Regions from separate parts of the Homo sapiens genome. Here region 2 is linked to region 1. A link is an interaction called in ENCODE POLR2A ChIA-PET data of the cell type or tissue named here. Cell type or tissue: A673. All regions are shown on one strand. Links, peaks and the distances in the headings refer to the core of each region. The heading gives the core; the rest is flanking DNA. Region 1 overlaps SPG7 (SPG7 matrix AAA peptidase subunit, paraplegin). Region 2 overlaps ANKRD11 (ankyrin repeat domain containing 11).

What was found. Peaks named below come from ENCODE experiments on the same cell type or tissue, not always from the same donor. Only the 100,000 strongest peaks of a DNase experiment are listed, where the experiment ranks them.
Region 2: POLR2A ChIA-PET joins it to region 1 with 21 read pairs; 13 of 35 experiments call an interaction of 5 or more read pairs at or near these places.

Annotation. Positions count from the first base shown.
Region 1 is chr16:89,512,152-89,517,522 of GRCh38, reverse strand. SPG7 (SPG7 matrix AAA peptidase subunit, paraplegin) reads right to left here. Exons shown (of 17, transcript NM_003119.4): 3 at 4,486-4,575. Among named protein-coding and RNA genes, the nearest start is that of SPG7, 6.4 kb to the right of the region's middle. In A673, for the core only: no CTCF peak of the experiment used is centred there; no DNase peak of the experiment used is centred there.
Region 2 is chr16:89,368,289-89,373,659 of GRCh38, reverse strand. All of the region lies in intron 2 of ANKRD11 (ankyrin repeat domain containing 11), which reads left to right. The region is part of intron 1 of LOC128462377; the gene reads left to right. Among named protein-coding and RNA genes, the nearest start is that of ANKRD11, 120 kb to the left of the region's middle. RefSeq lists enhancers at 2,780-3,767, 3,768-4,755. In A673, for the core only: no CTCF peak of the experiment used is centred there; no DNase peak of the experiment used is centred there; H3K27ac peaks cover 773 bases.

The sequences.
Region 1 (5,371 bases), core at 255-5,254:
CATGGTGACTGCCTGCCCTTCCTCACGCCAGGGCACCTGCCAATGCAGCAACGACTAGGATTTCACTGGACAAGCACCTACCACATGCCAGGAGTGATAACCAGGAAGCTGCCATGGCTTTGCCTTGCCATGGCAACGGAGGCTGCCATGCCATTCCTTCCAGGAACCATGACAACGGAGGCTGCCATGCCATTCCTTCCAGGAACCATGACAACGGAGGCTGCCATGCCATTCCCTCCAGGAACCATGACAACGGAGGCTGCCATGCCATTCCTTCCAGGAATCAGAGTTATTAGTGGGGCACACGTCCCTGGTTAACCGTAACACAACACACAAGGCTGAATGCAGAATCCGCACAGGCCACACAATTCTTCCCTCTTCTATGACAGGTGACCCTTCAGCAACACAGGAGTGAGCTATGTATGATCACGGACACGTGGATTTTCTTCCACCCCTGCTACCCAAGACAACAAGACCAGCCCCTCGTCCTCCTCCTCAGCCCACTCAAGGTGAAGGCCATGAGGATGAAGCTCTTTATGGTGATCCGCTTCCACTGCATAAATAGGAAATATATTTTCTCTTACGACTTTTTTCTTTTTTCTTTTTTTTTGAGACAAGAGTCTCGCCGTCGCTTTTTTCTTTCTTAATTTTTTTTTTTGAGACAGAGTCTTGCTGTGTCGCCCAGGCTGGAGTGCAGTGGCGCGATCTCGGCTCACTGCAAGCTTCGCCTCTTGGGTTCACGCCATTCTCCTGCCTCAGCCTCCCGACTAGCTGGGGTTACAGGTGCCCACCACCACGCCTAATTTTTTTTTTTTTTTGTATTTTTAGTAGAGACAGGGTTTCACCGTGTTAGCTAAAATGGTCTCGATCTCCTGACCTTGTGATCTGCTCGCCTTGGCCTCCCAAAGTGCTGGGATGACAGGCATGAGCCACCACGCCCGGCCTTTTCTTTCTTAATTTTTTATGTTTGAGACAGAAAGGTCTCACTCTATTATCCAGGCTGAAGTGCAATGGCACAATCTCAGCTCCCTGCAACCTCTGCCTACCAGGTTCAAACGATGCTCACGCCTCAGACTCCGGAGTAGCTGGGATTACAAGCACGTACACCACACCTGGCTAATTTTTTTTTTTTTTGGTATTTTTAGTAGACAAGGGGTTTCACCATGTTAGCCAGGCTGGTCTCGAACTCCTGGCCCCAAGTGATCTAACTTTCTTCTTTTATTAAAAAAACGAACGGCCGGGCGTGGTGGCTCACACCTGTAATCCCAGCACTTTCGGAGACCAAGGCGAGTGGATCACCTGAGGTGAGAAGTTTGAGACTAGCCTGACCAACGTGGCCAAACCAGGTCTCTACCAAAACTACAAAAATTAGCTGGGCTTGGTGTTGCATGCCTGTGATCCCAGCTATTCGTGAGGTTGAGGCAGGAGAATCACTGGAACCCAGGAGGCAGAGGTTCCAGTGATCTGAAATTACGCCATTGCACTCTAGCCTGGGAAACAAGAGTGAAACTCCAGGCTGGGCACGGTGGCTCACACCTGTAATCCCAGCACTTTGGAAGGCCAAGATGGGCAGATCGCCTGACATCGGGAGTTTGAGACCATCCTTGCCAACATGGTGAAACCCTGTCTCTGCTAAAAATACAAAAAATTAGCTGGGCGTGGTGGCGCACGCCTGTAGTCCCAGCTACTCGAGAGGCTGAGGCAGGAGAATCGCCTGAACCCAGGAAGCAGAGGTTGCAGTGAGCCGAGATCGTGCCATTGCACTCTAGCCTGGCGACAGAGCGAGACCCCATCTCAAAAAAAAAAATAATAATAATAATAGTAATAATAATAATAGAAATGAGGGTCTTAAACTCCTGGGCTCAAGTGATCATCCCACCTTGGCCTCCCAAAGTGCTCAGATTACAGGTGTGAGCCACCGCACCTACCCAGCAAATTTTTTTTTATAAAAAGGTCAGCCGGGCGTGGTGGCTCACACCTGTAATCCCAGCACTTTGGGAGGCCGAAGTGGGGAGATCACGAGGTCAGGAGTTCAAGACCAGTCTGGCCAACATGGCAAAACCCTGTATCTACTGAAAATACAAAAATTAGCTGGGCATGGTGGTGCATGCCTGTAATCCCAGCTACTCAGGAGGCTGAGGCAGGAGAATCGCTTGAACTCAGGAGGCAGGGGTTGCACTGAGCCGACATCGCACCACTGGACTCCAGTCTGGGCAACAGAGCGAGACTCCGTTTCAAAAATAAATAAATAAATACAAAATAAAAGTTAAAAAAAAAAAAGGTCCAGGGCTGGGTGCGGTGGCCCACTCCTGTAATCCCAGCACTTTGGGAGGCTGAGGCACGCAGATCACGAGGTCAGGAGATTGAGACCATCCTGGCTAACACGGTGAAACCGAGTCTCTACTAAAAATACAAAAAATGAGCCGGGTATGGTGGCGGGCACCTGTAGTCCCAGCTACTCGGGAGGCTAAGGCAGGAGAATGGCGTGAACCTGGGAGACGGAGCTTGCAGTGAGCTGAGATCACACCACTGCACTCCAGCCCAGGCGACAGAGCGAGACTCCGTCTCAAAAAAAAAAAAAAAAAAAGGTCAAGGCCAGGCACGGTGGTTCACACCTGTAATCTCAGCACTTTGGGAGGCCAAGGTGGGTGAATCACCTGAGGTCAGGAGTTTGAGACCAGCCTGGCCAACAAGACAAAACCTCATCTCTACTATACAAAAAGAGGGCCTGACGCGGTGGCTCACGCCTGTAATCCTAGAACTTTGGGAGGCCAAGGTGAGCAGATCACAAGGTCAGGAGATCGAGACCATCCTGGCTAACATGGTGAAACCCAGTCTCTAATAAAACAAAAAAATTAGCCGGGTGCGGTGGCGGGTGCCTGTAGTCCCAGCTACTAGGGAGGCTGAGGCAGGAGAATGGCATGAACCCAGGAAGTGGAGCTTGCAGTGAGCCGAGATTGTGCCACTGCACTCCAGCCTGGGCGACAGAGCGAGACTCCGTCTCAAAAACAAACAAACGAACAAAAAACAAAAAATTAGCAGGGTGTGGTGGTGAGCACCTGTAATCCCAGCTACTTCGGAGGCTGAGGCAGGAGAATTGCTTGAACCCGGGAGGGGGAGGTTGCATTGAGCTGAGATCGCACCACTGCACTCCAGCCGGGGCAACAGAGTGAGATTCTGGCAAAAAAAAAAAAAAAAAAAAAAAAAAAAAAAAGTCAAAGGACACACTTTATTGAAATGTTGAAGTATACAGGGAAAGAGCCCTGAAATCAATTCAGAACAATTTTGTATGAAGATTCAGAAGTCTTTTAGAAGATAGTTCTGAGTGGCTGTAAGCATTGACACTTACCGTAAAACCAACAGTAAGCTGAAGATGAGCCTAAAGCCAGAAACGCCTAAACTGAATCCACCTGCGAAACACTGGTGTCCCTTCCCGCAGTTATGACCTCCCCTCGAGAGCTCAGTAGGGAGAGTCAGAGCTCCTCTCTCACAGAGTAAAGCTGTCCCTGGCCTTGGCAAATGCAGCGTCTCACACAAAATCAATCAAGAAGGACGTCACTCCTGAAACAAACTCCTGCTAAACTCGAATTCACAATAATAATCCCCTCATCCAATAGCTGAACCATCATTTCCACATCCTGAAAGCTTTCCTGAAAAGCAACATGGGAAGAAAAAGTCCTTATGACAGTTCCTCACTCGCCTTCCAAGGCCAGGTGCCTTTCTAGAAAGATGAGCTCTGCTGAGCAGGGCGTCCATCTTAACAACGCTGATTTCCAGCGAGAGGCCTCAAGGATCCAAAAGCAAAGCATTCCTGAAGCTGAGTTCAACCCTTCTGCCCCCTGGGGCTGTGAGTCTGAAGCTGAGCCTCCAACTCCTGGGCTCAAGCTCCTCCAACTCCTGAGCTATGACTACAGGTGCACACCACCACGCCTGGCCAATTATTTTCTTCTTTTCTTTCTGTATAGATAGGGTCTTTTTAAATTTAAATTTAAATTTTTTTTTTTTTGAGATGGAGTTTTGCTCTTGTTGCTCAGGCTGGAGTGCAATGGCATGATCTCCACTCACAGCAACCTCCACCTCCCAGGTTCAAGCAATTCTCCTGCCTCAGCCTCCCGAGTAGCTGGGATTACAGGCGTGTGCCATCACGCCCGGCTAATTTTCTATTTTTAGTAAAGACGGGGTTTCACCATGTTGGCCAGGGTGCAGGTGATCCGCCTGCCTCAGCCTCCCAAAGTGCTGGGATTACAGGTGTGAGCCACCACGCCCAGCCTTTTAATTTGCAGTGAGACAGGGTCTCGCTATGTGGTATAGGCCTCAAGTGATCCTTCCACCTGGGCCTCCCAAAGCGTTTCGATTACAAGTGTGAGCCACTGCACCCGGCCCATCTCCCCATTTTCCAGACTGGTTTCACCTTGCTAAAAGGAAAACAGAAATGTAAAGACATCCAGAGGCAGCTACTGACTGAAGAACATCAGATGAATATACCTTCGTCCTCTTCAGGCGCCTTCCCCTTCGACTTATCCTTCTCCTTATTCTTCTGCTTCAACCTTGAGGTGTTAAAATAGAAAGTACCACCTATGAGAAATAGAGAAAGGATTTAACAATTAAGTTTTGCAACCACAGGGGAGGCATACAGGACAACAGTGTACTCCTAAATAACCAAAGCAAAACAAAAACCATCTGAAAAACCTACTTATATCCATAAGATTTATAAATATGAAATAAAGCATATCCTATATCACTTAGTCCAGTATTTCCTAATTACAAAATAATAAACTATTTTAACTTACGTTAAATATCTTTGCTACTTAAATTGCTAATGTGAGGGAATAAAAAATAGTTATGAACACAAATTTGGGAAAATATCACGAATCCCTTTAATATATGAAGTTGCTTTAAAAGAACTTAAACACGCCAGGCGTGGTGGCTCATGCCTGTAATCCCAGCACTTTGGGAGACCGAGGCAGGTGGTTCACGAGGTCAGGAGTTCAAGACCAGACTGGCTGAGATGGTGAAACACTGTCTCCACTAAAAATACAAAAATTAGCCGGACGTGTTGGCAGGCGCTTGTAATCCCAGCTACTTGGGAGGCTGAGGCAGAATTGCTTGAACCCGGGAGGCGGAGGTTGCAGTGAGCTGAGATCACACCACTGCACTCCAGCCTGGTTTACAGAGCAAGACTCCGACTCACAAATGGTTTCCAGACAAGTGGCAACAGCAGCAGCCCAGCCACCACCAAGAGGGGCCGGCACGACACTCCTCACACAGAGCTGTCTCAAAATCTGAACAAATCAGCGTTTACAAATGGGGGAGGCCAGGTGCAGTGGCGCACGCCTGTAATCCCAGCACTTTGGGAGGCCGAGTCGGGTGG
Region 2 (5,371 bases), core at 262-5,261, 140 kb after region 1:
TTTCATTTCGTGAAGTAAAGCAGCTCGTGGGAATGTGAACTTCCGACGTCAGCCTCAGTCACATGCCGATGTTTTCTCTCGAATCGCTGGTGTCTGGTACTGCTATGAGCCATATTTAGCCTCCCCTTGCAGCCGTCCACTCAGCAGAACTGGGCTTTTCCTGTGACTCAGGCCGTGCACGGCTCGAAGGAGCAGCTGGGTGGACGGCGGTGCTGGCGTGGCTGGAGAGGGTGGCCTGGCTCCCTGTTGGGGTTGCCCCCGGTGGAAGGCGTGTGTTTTGGAATTGAGCTTCCTGCGCATCTGTATCACTGTGTGGGTTATTCTAGCCAGGGGTCCGGTGTTGCTGTGTTGGATGCTGCCGCTTACCACAGCCTTACCACTTATCTGGGGATAATTTTGGAAATAGGTGTTTTTGTTCAAGTTCAGCTATTAAATTGCTTCACAATCTTGGGTAAACGTCTTAGTTTTCCAGTTGCATTGGATGATCTGTGAAGGCCTTTTCCATTGCTTCTGTCATTCCCACAGGGCATCCCTCAGAAGGGCTTTATTTGAACCCCGGTGATATGCAGCGGGAGAAGAGTTCTTTATGACAGCGACAATGGGGACAGAGGAACGGTGACTGGAAGATTCTTTCCTTGCAGTGAACGCACGTACTGTGGGTGCTGTGCCTTCCTCGGGGTGTATGTAGGTAGGCAGGCACACACCAGTCAGCTTGCATTCTGTGGGTGATACTCTCTGAGGTGGACTGGGTCACCCGGGAGCTTCCGGGGTCCGTAAACGGGGACCACTGATGAACGGGTGGTGCAGGAGCTGTAGGAAGTAACTTTCAGTGAGTCCCTGCCACAGGGTGGCTTTCTGACTCTCAACATTTGTTTAACTTTGCGTGGGGAATATCTTCAGTCACAAAATCTGAGAGAACAGTGTCCTGGGTCCCCGGGCTCAGCGTTTACTAGCATTTGACCAGCTCGGGTTGATCCATCTCCTCCTTGCACTTGTTCATGTTTTCAAAAAAATTTTTTTCTTTCTTTAAACATTTTTTAATTTCAGTATTTTAATTTTTAGTATTAATATCTTAATGTTAGTATTTTAGTAAATCTCCAACATCATCTTGTTTTATCAGCTCATGTTTCAGTGGCGTCTCTGTCAGCTGGAAACCTTCCCAAGCCTTGGCCTTCGCTCTTCTCACAGTGACTCAGTGGGCAGCTGGTGCCCTGAGCCGCCTCTCACTCCGCCTGCCACTGCCTTGTCGACCCCGTCCGTGCTGTGAGGGGCAGCATGGGGCTCCGTGACTCGGGCTCTCCACACCGGCGGCAGGCCCTGCAGTGGTGGCCGCATCCGTCGCTGGGCGCTGCCGCCGCCTCCGCCTGCCCCAGAGCCCCTCTTAATCTCAGTGAGAGGCTCGGGCTGCAGGAGGACGTGTGGCTCTTTCCCCAGCTCTGAGTGTCAGGATCCATCTTGCCGTGCGCTGCCGCTGCTTTTCCTCCTGGGAGTGGGCGCCGGTCCTTCTTCCCAGGCCAGGTTGTAAAGTTGCCCGTGTGTGCATGCGAGGGCCGGGTGCCCGCCGTGGTGGTCCTTGTGGTTCCTCAGTCCACCTGGGGACCCACTGGTTTCAGTGTGAGTGCTCAGTCCTGGCTTCACCATGTTCTTGGCCCGTGACAAACCGGTCCCATCTTTAGAGCCTCTGTGGGTTCTTTCTTCCAGCTGATTTCTATGGAGCAGCCTCCTGTTCTGTAACAGGCCAGTCAGTAGAGTTCCTCTTGATGCCAGTGGAGTCACACGGTCACCAGGTCTACCTCCCTTTCCTCCTGTGGAAGAGCTCGGTTTGCTCAGGAACATGATGGACATTGCTGGCCTGGGCAGAGGGCGTGGCCTTGATGGAGACCACCTCTCCTCTCCGTCATCCTGAGGGGGTGCAGGAGGGAGTCCGCATCGCCCTCCACACCCGAGACCACCTCTCATATCCATCTAGTCATCCTGAGGGGGTGCAGGGGGGAGTCTGCATCGCCCTCCACACCCCTCCTTGGGTGTCGTCATGTGGGCAGGGAGTGCACAGCACCCTTGAATGTGGGGAGCGGCGCCTGCCTGGACCTTCCTGCAGCATGGCGGAATCTGAGCTGGTCCTTGAGAGAACTCATCTGTGGGTGGTGCACAGACTACAGACCACATAGCCTGGGCACCAGAGAGAAGCTGCTGGCGTCAGCGGCCCCTTCTGTGGCTCTGGCCTCCATGCACCGAGCAGCTGGACACCTGTCTGTGCAGGGAATGACTTGATTTAAATGACATAAAACGACACCAAATGGTAGAATGGACACTGGCGGTGCTTGTCTGTCATCTCTTTCTTATTCTTTATTTGTTTCTGTTCTGTGAGAATTGCCTAGTGGTGTCATGCTGAACCTGCCTCTCTGTGTAGGTGGCCTTTCTTCAGTGAGTATTTGCGAAAGTGTTGGGAGGTAGTGAGAGTCGTTGCATCTTTTTCTGGCACTTCCTTGGTGGGACCAGCCACTTACGTGCACCCTGAAAGTCAAGACGCTCGTCCCGTCTTCCCCCTCGGCGGTTTTCAGTAAGCGAGCGCGCAGTTGAACGTTTCTCACCTGAACAAGTCCCCTTCGTCATGAGACGGGGCAGCTATAACATTGCCAAACACATTTTTCTCAACTAGGAGAGCTCAAGCAAGGGACGGAGCCCTAGGGTTGTCTCGTGGTGTCCGCAGGGCTTGGTTCTTGGGCGTCTCGTGGCGCCTGCAGGGTTCTGTTCTTGGGTGTGTTGAGTGCCGTGGGGTGAATGGAGGCTTGGCCTTTTGAGAGGCTGCTGTACTGAGCACTCAGGAGCCGGCCTGGGGGTCGTCTGGGGCTGACATCAGCAGGGAGGTTGCTGCCATCTTCGGCTGCCTCTGACCAGCATCATGGAAACCTTTCCCAGCACAGCAGTCACCGTGATGAAAGCTCCCTTCTGCTCTCGGGTCCTGCCGTGGAGGAACAAGGCCAGGTGGGTGCAGGTCAGGGGAGGATGCTGAGCTCACCTGGGCGTCCTAGGCTTCAGTCGGTCATTTGTCAAATGTGTGCGGTGACGCTGAGCTGCCTGGAAGGCCCTGTGGTCGCTGCTGGGCTGTTTCCATCAGCAGGAGGTGTGCTCCAGCCTCTGGTCTTCTCTTTGCTTGGTTGGGGGAATTTGCCTCAAGGCCCTGGGTGTCATCTTGCAGGAGCCATTTGCCATCTTTGCCCTGGATAACGGCAGGAGGGCTCAGGATCCTGTAGGATCCTAACTGGGCCCAGGGTGTGGCTGGGGCAGGTACCGGGCACGCCTGTCTCCCCTTCTGGACTGCACTGTGGCTCACAGCTCCTTCCAGAAACATCTTCTCATCCTCAGAGCTGCCACATAGTTGGGCACAGGCCCACACTAAAGTGCAGGCTGGCCACCCCTGGACATGGGCTCCCCTCGCCTGAGTCCTGAGAAGAAGCAGCTCCACCCCAGCTCCAGGGCAGGGAGGGGCGTGGGGAAGAATGCAAAGAGCATTTTACTGAGTCTGATCCTTTTCCAGTTGAACAGCAGTGTGTCTTCTTCCTGCCATGCCTGAGATTCTTCCTCAGTGAGAGCTCTGAAGCCAGAAGGTTTGCGTTCTCGTTACTGGATGGTCTTGGCCTGGCTCTTCCTGAAGGGGCCAGGCCCCCAGCCTCTCTGAGCTTCCATCCTGCAGCTGGGGTTTGAGGTGGGCTGGGCCCCCCGTGTTTGGTTTTTGTTTGTTTTCTTCTGAGATAACCATAGATGACATGAGATGTAAGAAAGAACAGGGAGCAGTCCCTTGTACACATTGCCAAGCTTCCCCAGTGGTGGCATTTTGCACACTGAACAGTATCACCCCTAGGGTGTATATCGGCATTGATGAAACCCTCTGGTCTTAGACAGCTGTTTCACCCTTACTTGGAAAGGGTATTGAGTTCTGTACAGTTGATCACAGATGCAGATGCCTGTGTCCCACAGTCGGGACCTTAAAACCCTTGCGTCACCACAAGGACCCCCCTGGTTGTCCTTCTGTGACCGCACCCCCTCCCTTTCCAGGATCCTCTTTCCACCCTGGCAACCACTAGTCTTGTTTTCTGTCTGTGGATTTATCTGCCTATTCCAGACGTTCATGTGAAGGACAATCTGTGGGCCTTTGTGTCTGATACGGCAGAGCTTTGTGCTGTTGCGGCGCACCCATGCTGCGGCAGAGCTTGGTGCCGTGGAGGCGCACCCTTGCTGCAGCAGGCATCAGAGCACAGCCCTCCCTGTGGCAGGGTCATGCGGGTCATGCACCCATCAGCTGATGGACACCTGAATGGTCTCTGTTTGGCCCTTTGCAGCGCTGCTGTGAACACAGACCTGCGAGTGTCGTGGAGACGTGTGGGCATTTCTCGGGCGTACCTAGGTGTAGGTCGCTGCACTGCCTTTTGTTTGGAGACCAGCCCTTTGAAGATTATTGTTTCATATTCTCTCTTGGGAAAACTTCTTGGGTTTGGGGTGCTTATGCTGTGATCTGGTGTGGTTGGTCCTTTCTAGGGTAGATTGTCAGGCCAGAGCTTGGTAGTGATGTGATCATTGTAGGGCAGCTGTGGGCTTGCTGTGGAGGAATGGGTGCCAGTGGGGGGTCTCTCAGTCTGCTGCTTACATCTTGGTTGACTCCCAAGTCTCTATGCAACCCTTGTTCCCTCCAGGCGAGCACGAAGACCTTCTCTTAGAGTCCCACTGCCTCTTTGTTCTGTGTGCCCATTTTTTAAATTTTTGGAAACAGAGTCTTTCTCCTCCCCTAGATTTGAGTGCAGTGGCTTGGTCAGGACTCACTGTGGCGTCAACCTCCTGGCTCAAGCGATCCCGCCTGCCTCTGGAGTAGCTGAAACCACAGGCGTGCACCACCACACCTGACTAATTTTTGTATTTTTTTAGAAACTGGTCTCACTGTGTTGCCTAGGCTGGTCTTGAGCTCCTGGGCTGAAGCAATTATAGCACTTCAGCCTCCCAAAATGTTGGGATTACAGATGTGAGCCATGGCACCCAGCCCTTTTTTTTTTTTTTTTAAGAGCTGCGTGTTTTTATTGCTGTCTTTTCCCTTAGAGCAAGAAATTAAATTGAGAGCAAGAGAAAATGCTGCACAAAAGAAGCTCTGGGCTGGGCGCGGTGGCTCATGCCTGTAATCCCAGCACTTCGGAGGCCGAGGCAGGTGGATCACGAGGTCAGGAGTTCGAGACCAGCCTGGCCAAGATGGTGAAACCCCATCTCTACTAAAAAAAAAAAAAAAAAAAAAAAAAAAAAAACACAAAAATTAGCCAGGCACGGCAGCAGGCACCTGTAATCCCAGCTATTCAGGAGGCTATGGCAGGAGAATCGCTTGTAACCT